Linked DNA regions of Homo sapiens: region 2 is linked to region 1. Evidence: read pairs that join two places in POLR2A ChIA-PET (ENCODE). Cell type or tissue: K562. All regions are shown on one strand. Region 1 overlaps RNF217 (ring finger protein 217). Region 2 overlaps LOC124901394 (a long non-coding RNA gene).

Region 1 (4,000 bases):
AGGCAGAGGAGGCTACTTGGTATATTGTAATAGTTCTGGGTCTACAGCATAAGGCAATTATATCATGTAAATCAGAGCAACCAGGATGCTATGGAGTCAGAAAATCTTGTTATTATCCTAATAATGAAAGTATAAAAAATTGGCTGCATATTAAAAGGACTGATTTAGTAATAATAGTGGTAGCCAAAGATTAAATGGCCTACCTTAGTAAGTAGTGAGGCCCTTGTCATTTTAAACACACACGCACACAAACACACACACACACACATACCTATTCACCTTCAGAGTTGTAAGGGAGGCTAAAAATCAGATATATGGGTGAGTAGAAGAGATTTAACATTTGATTTTCAACATAGGATCACAGGATTTAGTGATTAGCAGAATCGAGAGGCTGTATGGTTGTACAATCACTGATAAGATAATGAAGTAAGCATATCATAGTGGAAAATAACACTGGCTCTGGAGTCAGACTGATAGGGATTAAAATCCCAGCACTGCTGGTTTTTGGTATGTGACCTTGGAAAAGTTAGTTAACTTCCTTAAGCCTCAGTGTCTTCATGTTACAATGGTGATACAGTAACTACTACATAATAAATACTCAGAAATTATTAGATAGCAACATCATTATCATCATCGTCATCCAAAGATGATTGTAGGAATAAACTTTAGAGATTCACTGCACAGTATGGTGACTGTAGTTAATTTATATTTTAAAATTGCTGAAAGAGTAGATTTTAAATATTCATAAACATATAAGGTGATGGATTTGTTAATTAGCTTGATTTAATCATTCCACAATATATACCTATATTAAAATATCACATTATACCTTATAAATATGTATATATAATTATTTGTCAATTTTAAAAATACAGGTAGTTATAGCAAAGGAAAAACCCAATGTGATTTTTTTATTGTCTTTATCTATTATCAGAGCTCATACCATAAGAAGCTCATAGCTTCTTATATGCTATGTCTTGTAGTCCTCATAATCTTGTTAGGTACGTGGTTTTGAAGGAGAAATTGAGGTTCAGATACGTTAGGGAAGGCCTATTATGGGAACTCAGAACTAATTGATCAACATCTGTGTTTAAGCTTGTTGTCCAGTAGCCAAATGATGTCAAGTGCTGCAAAAATCTGCACCTAAAACACTTTTTGGATTAGACTTTTTAATTCTAATCTTTCTTTAAATGAGGGGTTACAGTTTTTTTCTTTAAAATTCATCCATCAAATAAGGTTGCCTTTCTTAGAGGCAGCTTTGAAATAAAATCTAAAAGGAAATATTAGACAAATGTTAAATTATATTAAAGAAAACAGGGCTTGCCAGTTATATTTCCCCTTTTGTTGTAGGGCACACATCTAATCCTTACCCTGTTACTGAGTTACAGTTTGATTGTGACCACAAAAGTAATCACAGTCAACAGGAATGGCTGGCACAAGAACAGCTGGCATCAGGTGCAACTTTCTCTCTCCTCCATCCTAGTTAAGTGCCATTACTTATGCCCTTACCCTTGGATTGTACCAGCACTGTCTAGCCAAGATAGTTTTCCTGTGGCTGATGAATCACATGGTAAGAGGGATGAGGGTGGAAGTTGAGGGAAGATAAGCAGAACAGTGAAGATCCTAGCCCTGGGGAGAATAACTGTCTGGCAAATTAAAGATAACGAGAATGACTTTCTTCCCTGCCTAGGAAATTGCCTCCAAAGGTAGGTACAGAAGTGTTCTAAGTTGGGATAGTATCACTGGGAGAAGAACAAGGCTTCTAGTGAAGTGCTGTGAAGGCCTAAGTCTTTTTAAATGATCCTCTGTTTCACTTGTTGTTGAAAGGGAAAGTTAAAATTATAAATGCCTAAATATATGCACAAAGGACAAGAACCACAGCTCGTGTGTAATTCTGGTGTGTTTCTTAGAAAGTCTCACTACTTTATATTAATAATTACACAAACTATACAGGTTTTTTCAGTAGTTGACAAAAGGAAATAAAGGCACTTTCTAAAGGCCTTGTCTTAGTCCATTTTTTGCTGCTATAACAGAATACCACAGACTGGGTAATTTATAAAGAAAAGAGATTGATTTGGCTTATGGTTCTGGAGGATGGGAAGTCCAAGTGTATGGTGCTGGCATCTGGTGAAGACTTTTGTGCTGTGTTATTCCATGATAGAAGGGCAAGCCAGGGTGCCAGGCAGAAAGGGAAAGGGGGCAGAACTCCCAGGATAACAGCATTAATCTGTTCATGAGGGCATAACCCTCGTGACCTAAACACCTCTTAAAGTCCCACCTCATAATGTTGCAATGGCAATTAAATTTCAACATGAGCTTCAGAGGGGATGTTCAAACCATAACAGGCCTGTATGTTAGGTTTATAACTACTATGGAAAGGACTGATGTAAACTCAGCCTCAAACTTGGCGTCTCAGGTCAGTCAGAAAAGTGCCTAAAGCTTCTTCACTCTGAAATATCAGCATATTGAGACATCAAAGGATAAAAAATTCTGTGCAAAATGTTGACTCTGCAACTTAAAGACAAATATGGCTTGCATAACATAAGGGTACAAGGTGAAACTCTTTAATCATGATGAGAAAGCAGAAAGACATTGTATTTTGCAGGCAAGAGAATAAACTTGATCTCTGCAGGAAAGTCATGATAAAAACAGGTATGTTTGGATTGGGTTTTCAGTCATCAACTGGTCATCACTGAAGCTTCCTATAACAGCTCTTTAAAGTTTCCTTTGAAAATCTTTTGAAAGAACTTTTTTCTTAAATCCATACCTTTGAAATCTTGAAGGAGCACTTAATTTTTAAGAATCTTTAAGATATAATGCTAGAAATTCATGTACCATATTACATTCGAAATATGATTTCATGTGGTTATTTATTCTGTTATTAGATAAAACTGTATGCAATAGAAAGCTTTCAAATATAGACTTGTTTAATTAAATATGGTTTTGTATAGAACATAAGGTATTAGAGCATAGTTAGGAATTATGGGAAATTATTATTATTTATACTGGAAATTCAGGCTTGATTTATGTCACACTCTAAGAATAGTATTTAAAATTCAGATAAAAATCATTTATACTGTGCCAGCCTTGAGGAATAGGTCAGAAAAGGTGTTTGTTATAAGAACTTGGTAATGGGCTGTTAATTAATTAAATAGTTTTTGAGGCACGCTGCCAGGCCCAGGAAAGTGCTTTCAAAGTCTGTACTGTTTCCATAGCTCCTGCAAATGATAAGAGGCTTGAGGATACTTCCCAGGAACTCCTGCCTTTTTGGAGGTGACTCTGTCAGTTAAAGTGTGAATGAAGAGTGGAGCATAAAAGTAGAGTATCCCTTTATGTTGGAGATGTTTATGTTGCAATAAATGAAGAAAAATAAGTTATGAACTTTTGACTCGAGTTTCCAAAATTCACATTATAACTGTGATGCAGGAGCTGAGAAATTTCCATTAAAAGAGTTGTTCAATGCAGGTGATTAATAATACTCAACTCCTAACCACAGGGCTATAGAAAAGTTAAAATTGTTTAATCTCACTTTCCTAGCATAGTTACTATTATAATATTATTTTACTTGTACTCATTTTTTCTATTATGTTATATAGTTACAATTATTCCACAGAAATTTACAGCATGCTTTTTTAAACTTAGATTTATTTAACATACATTTTCAAATTTGCTTCATAAACTTCATAATTAATTTCAATGAAAGCATACTATTCTGAGCAAATATATAACAACCTAATAGTCTCCTATCAGTGGACATTAAAAATTATTTCTGAGTTTTGATTTTTACTATTAAAGTTGAATGCATGGGCTGGGTGTGGTGGCTCATGCCTGTAATCCCAGCACTTTGGGAGGCCAAGGTGGGCGGATCACCTGAGGTCAGGAGTTCAAGACCAGCCTGGCCAACATGGTGAAACCCCATCTCTACTAAAAATACAAAAATTAGCCGGGTGTGGTGGTGCGTGCCTGTAATCCCAACTACTCGGGAGGCTGAGGCAGGAGA
Region 2 (4,000 bases), 110 kb after region 1:
CTCCTTAGAAAGCCTTTCCTTCTCCCCATCAACCATCTCACTGCACAGATTTGATGGCATGACGTCTTGCTCGAAGTCTACTTACTTGTTCTTGAATACTGCTTGATATTGTTATTAAACATACTGATTCTTAAATTTTTGAAATCCCAATCATCATCCTTAACATTTGTAAATTTTTTACAATTATAACCATCATATTATAAATGATGAAAGATATCTCAAAAGTTTTTTTTTAACATTCCTCGAACACTCTTTGGAACCATCTTTCTTGCTTTCAATAAATTCTATTCTCTAGACACTCCAAATGAACCTTCACTTTGAAATGACACACTATTTTTATTTTTCTCAATCCAACTTACCAAATTCAAGTCCTTAATTCTTTTTTTGAGGTATTAGCATATGGGGGTGTGAAAAGGAGGGTAGAAAATGAGAAATTACTTAATGAGTAAATATATGTTATTCAGGTGATGGATGCTATACAAACCTTTGAGTTGACCACTACACAATCTATGCATGTACAAAATTGCATTTGTATCCCATAAATTTATACAAAACATGCATTAACGTATGACAATGAATTAATATATCACCAATTTGTAAGAACATATTTGGTTTTTAACAACTGTCTTCAAGGTACCCAGAATAGTGACTCACAGGAAGATTTCAAGCATCATCTTAAGTCAGGAGTTATTCTTGGCAAAGAGCTGTATTGACACCTCATTAACACGCCAAGGCGATGTGTGTCTGCTTTGTTCCTCTTTCAGTGCATCCTAGTTCCATAGGGTAAGATTTGAAGATAACAACTATTACTTCTTCAATGTCTAGAGAATAAGAAAGGAAAAACTAGGAATGAGAAAATATTATATTAGTATAGTAAATTTGAATTTTATAAATGAACATTTTAAATTCTTTAATTCTGACAATATGATAGACTAGACAGCCTGATACCATTCCACTAAATACAAATGTATATATACTTAAATTGTTGAAAATGTTAAATATACTTTTCATAAAAAGAGATAACTAAAAAATAGTAAAGTAAATATGAGGACCGAGAGAACTGTCAGCGGGTATCTGGAGAAAGAAGGATCCTTGGAGGCATACAGAGTTTCCTATTTCCATGAAGAGAGAAATAAGGGGGGCGGCGAAGTCTTGGAATTACAAAGGGTGAAAAGCCAAATGGGAGAATATCCTTAATAAAGTTTCAACTCAAAAAGAACTATAACCTCAGATAAAGGAATTGTTAAATCAAGTTTAGCATAAAGCTTCCTTCCTACATATTTTAAGTCAGGCCTAAAGGTGTTTCTATACATCTTGAACTATAACAAGTGAAGGTATAAACAGACCATAGCCTACACCTGTGCCAATCACCGAGTTCTGGCCAGTCAAATGTAGCCAACTGTTCGAACCTGTTCAAATAAAGCAAACACTGAGCTATAACCAATCCAGCTGTTTCTTTACCTCTCTTCAATTTTCTACATGTCACTTTCCTTTTTCTGTCCATAAATCTACCATGTGGCTGCTCTGGAGTCTCAGAGACTACTCTGGCTGTGAAGGCTGCCCAATTCATGAATCATTCATTAAATTAGTTAACAATTGTAACAATTTGGCTGAAGCTTTTCTTTTTCTTTCTTTTTTTTTTTTTTTTTTTTTTTGAGACAGAGTCTAGCTCTGTTGCCCAAGCTGGAGTGCAGTGGCGTGATATCAGCTCACTGCAACCTCCGCCTCCCGGGTTCATGCCATTCTCCTGCCTCAGCCTCCTGAGTAGCTGGGACTACAGGTGCCCGCCACCAGGCCCGGCTAATTTTTTGTATTTTTAGTAGAGGCGGGGTTTTGCAGTGTTAACCAGGATGGTCTCGATCTCCTGACCTTGTGATCAGCCCACCTTGGCCTCCCAAAGTGCTGGGATTACAGGCTTGAGCCACCGCGCCTGGCCCAGCTTTTCTTTTATTAGATAGCAATGAGGATGGGATCCGAAGTAGAGCTTCCAACGACCCTCAGGAGCGCTGAGCGACCAAGTGAAGTACCTACAGGACCCATTTGTGTTCACTGATCTATTGGAGCAGCTGGGGATTGTGGTAAGTTCTCTCTGGCATTTCAGAGCTCCACGGATTTGTGTTTTGAGCTCACTGAGTTTCTTTGAGCAAATTTGTGATCCAAACTGGTTTTGGAAGTCATGACAGAAACTGGACTGGGTCCAGGATCACATTTGACCCAGTAATTAACTGACTTGGATCCAGTTAGAGGCCTCGCACATCTGACTGGGTCAGAAAGAAACTGGTGGTAAATAGTAATATTGCAGGGGGTGTAAAAATTTGGCTTTTGAAAATTCAAAGGGATTTTTGTGTTCTACCTTTTTTTTTTTTCCACTTTTCTTGTGTGCTTAGGTAGGAGGAAAAAAATCATTAATTAAGTCAATCAAGGGAACCTAGAAACAAAACCAATATTTTAGGTAAAAAATGGGATCCTTAATTTTTGGAAAACTGAGTTCCCTCCAGCTTATACATGCGTAAGTGTTAGGCCCCAGAAGTAGTGAAGTCTTAGAGTAATAGTGAAATCTTACTAAAGATAACTTACAGTGGAATGTTCCAAATGAATAAAACTGCACTAAAGTGCGTTTGAAAATGAGGGCTCCCAAATTAGTCTCCTGTAGGCATGGCTATTGATATGCAGAAGCTTCTAAAAAGATTTCAGTATTTTTATTTAAAGACTTTACAAAAGGCAAATAAAAAACTTAAGCGACTAATTGATTTTAAAAAATTAAATTTGCTTTGCACTTTTTGCTGACAGCTGTGGGTGACAGGATTAGGCATGTATAGGACCACTGGACATGGGGAGCTTTTTTTCTTTCCAAAGCGGGAAACATGAGAGCTGATGGGACTGCTGGAAAAGATCCCTTTGCGACTGACAAGCAACTGCCTGAACTTTTGATTCAGCATTGCTGGGATGGGTGGGTCTTTCTCTGGCTTCCCTGAGCTCCTGCCTTCCCCACTCTGCCACAGGCAATGCTTTTCTCTCTCTCTCTCTCTTTTCCCTTTCTTACCTTTTCTGTTACTCCGTGCAACCATCTTCCCCAGAGACCACATGTTGAAACTCTTTTAATCCACTTTAAATGGATTAAAGATGACAGGGCCCATCTAGGGCCAAGTTTGAGACTTGCCAATTTGATATTGGGTGCTAAGCAGAGTGGCTAATGTCTATGTTTTGTCACATGTATTTTGCTCTGGCTGGAATGAAAAATGTATATTCAGTTCTGCTGGTTGGGGAGCAACTTGCAAAATTGAGAGGTTTTTGCCTGTGGTTCCAAGATTTTCCTTTATGACACGGCTTGGCGCCCAGAGCTATGGTGTGGTGAGCAGGGTCACTAAGGCCACTCAGGGAAAGAGAACCCAGAAACCTGACATGCCAGCAAAACGGTAAGAATTTCTTACCAGTCAGACTTCTGGCCTCTTTCTCTCTATGCAAACTGGCTGAATGAATGGTAAAAATCACTGTTTATCTCCTCTGTAAAATTTTGATTAATGGGAAAAAGGATTTGTGAGGCTAGTCATGAGCTGTAGTGAATCTGTTGTACTCTGTGCTATGAATGTCTTTCTGTATCTTTCTGTCAGAAAGAGGGGTGCCTTAGGATAGAACACGAGCTTAGGACCCCGTTACCCTGCTGTTCAAGATGGCCCAGAAAACTGGTCAATAAGGTTCTTGGGAGTTTGACCTTGTAACCACGTGGTGGTTACTTTCTCTTTGTCTCCACCATCCAGAGGACGGGAATTTTGGAGATCATGTTTTTACCGGTGGAAGGTATCCAAGTTACTGGCAGCAAATCCCCATGGGTCTGCAGCAACCTCGATTCTTGCTTCTCAGAAAAACGAATTCGACTGAGGGACATAAGGCAGAAAAAGAAACTGAGGCAAGTTTTGAGCAGGAGTGGAAGTTTTATATTTAAAAGGCTTTAGAACAGGAAAGGAAAGAAAGGAAGGTATGCTTGGAAAAAACCCAAGTG

Evidence for each region. Peaks named below come from ENCODE experiments on the same cell type or tissue, not always from the same donor. Only the 100,000 strongest peaks of a DNase experiment are listed, where the experiment ranks them.
Region 2: POLR2A ChIA-PET joins it to region 1 with 5 read pairs; 2 of 35 experiments call an interaction of 5 or more read pairs at or near these places.

Annotation. Positions count from the first base shown.
Region 1 is chr6:125,002,861-125,006,860 of GRCh38, forward strand. All of the region lies in intron 1 of RNF217 (ring finger protein 217), which reads left to right. Among named protein-coding and RNA genes, the nearest start is that of RNF217-AS1, 42 kb to the left of the region's middle. In K562, no CTCF peak of the experiment used is centred here; a DNase peak (open chromatin) is centred at 1,621.
Region 2 is chr6:125,117,311-125,121,310 of GRCh38, forward strand. It overlaps LOC124901394 (a long non-coding RNA gene), which reads right to left. Exons shown (of 2, transcript XR_007059735.1): 2 at 317-821. Among named protein-coding and RNA genes, the nearest start is that of TPD52L1, 34 kb to the right of the region's middle. In K562, no CTCF peak of the experiment used is centred here; no DNase peak of the experiment used is centred here.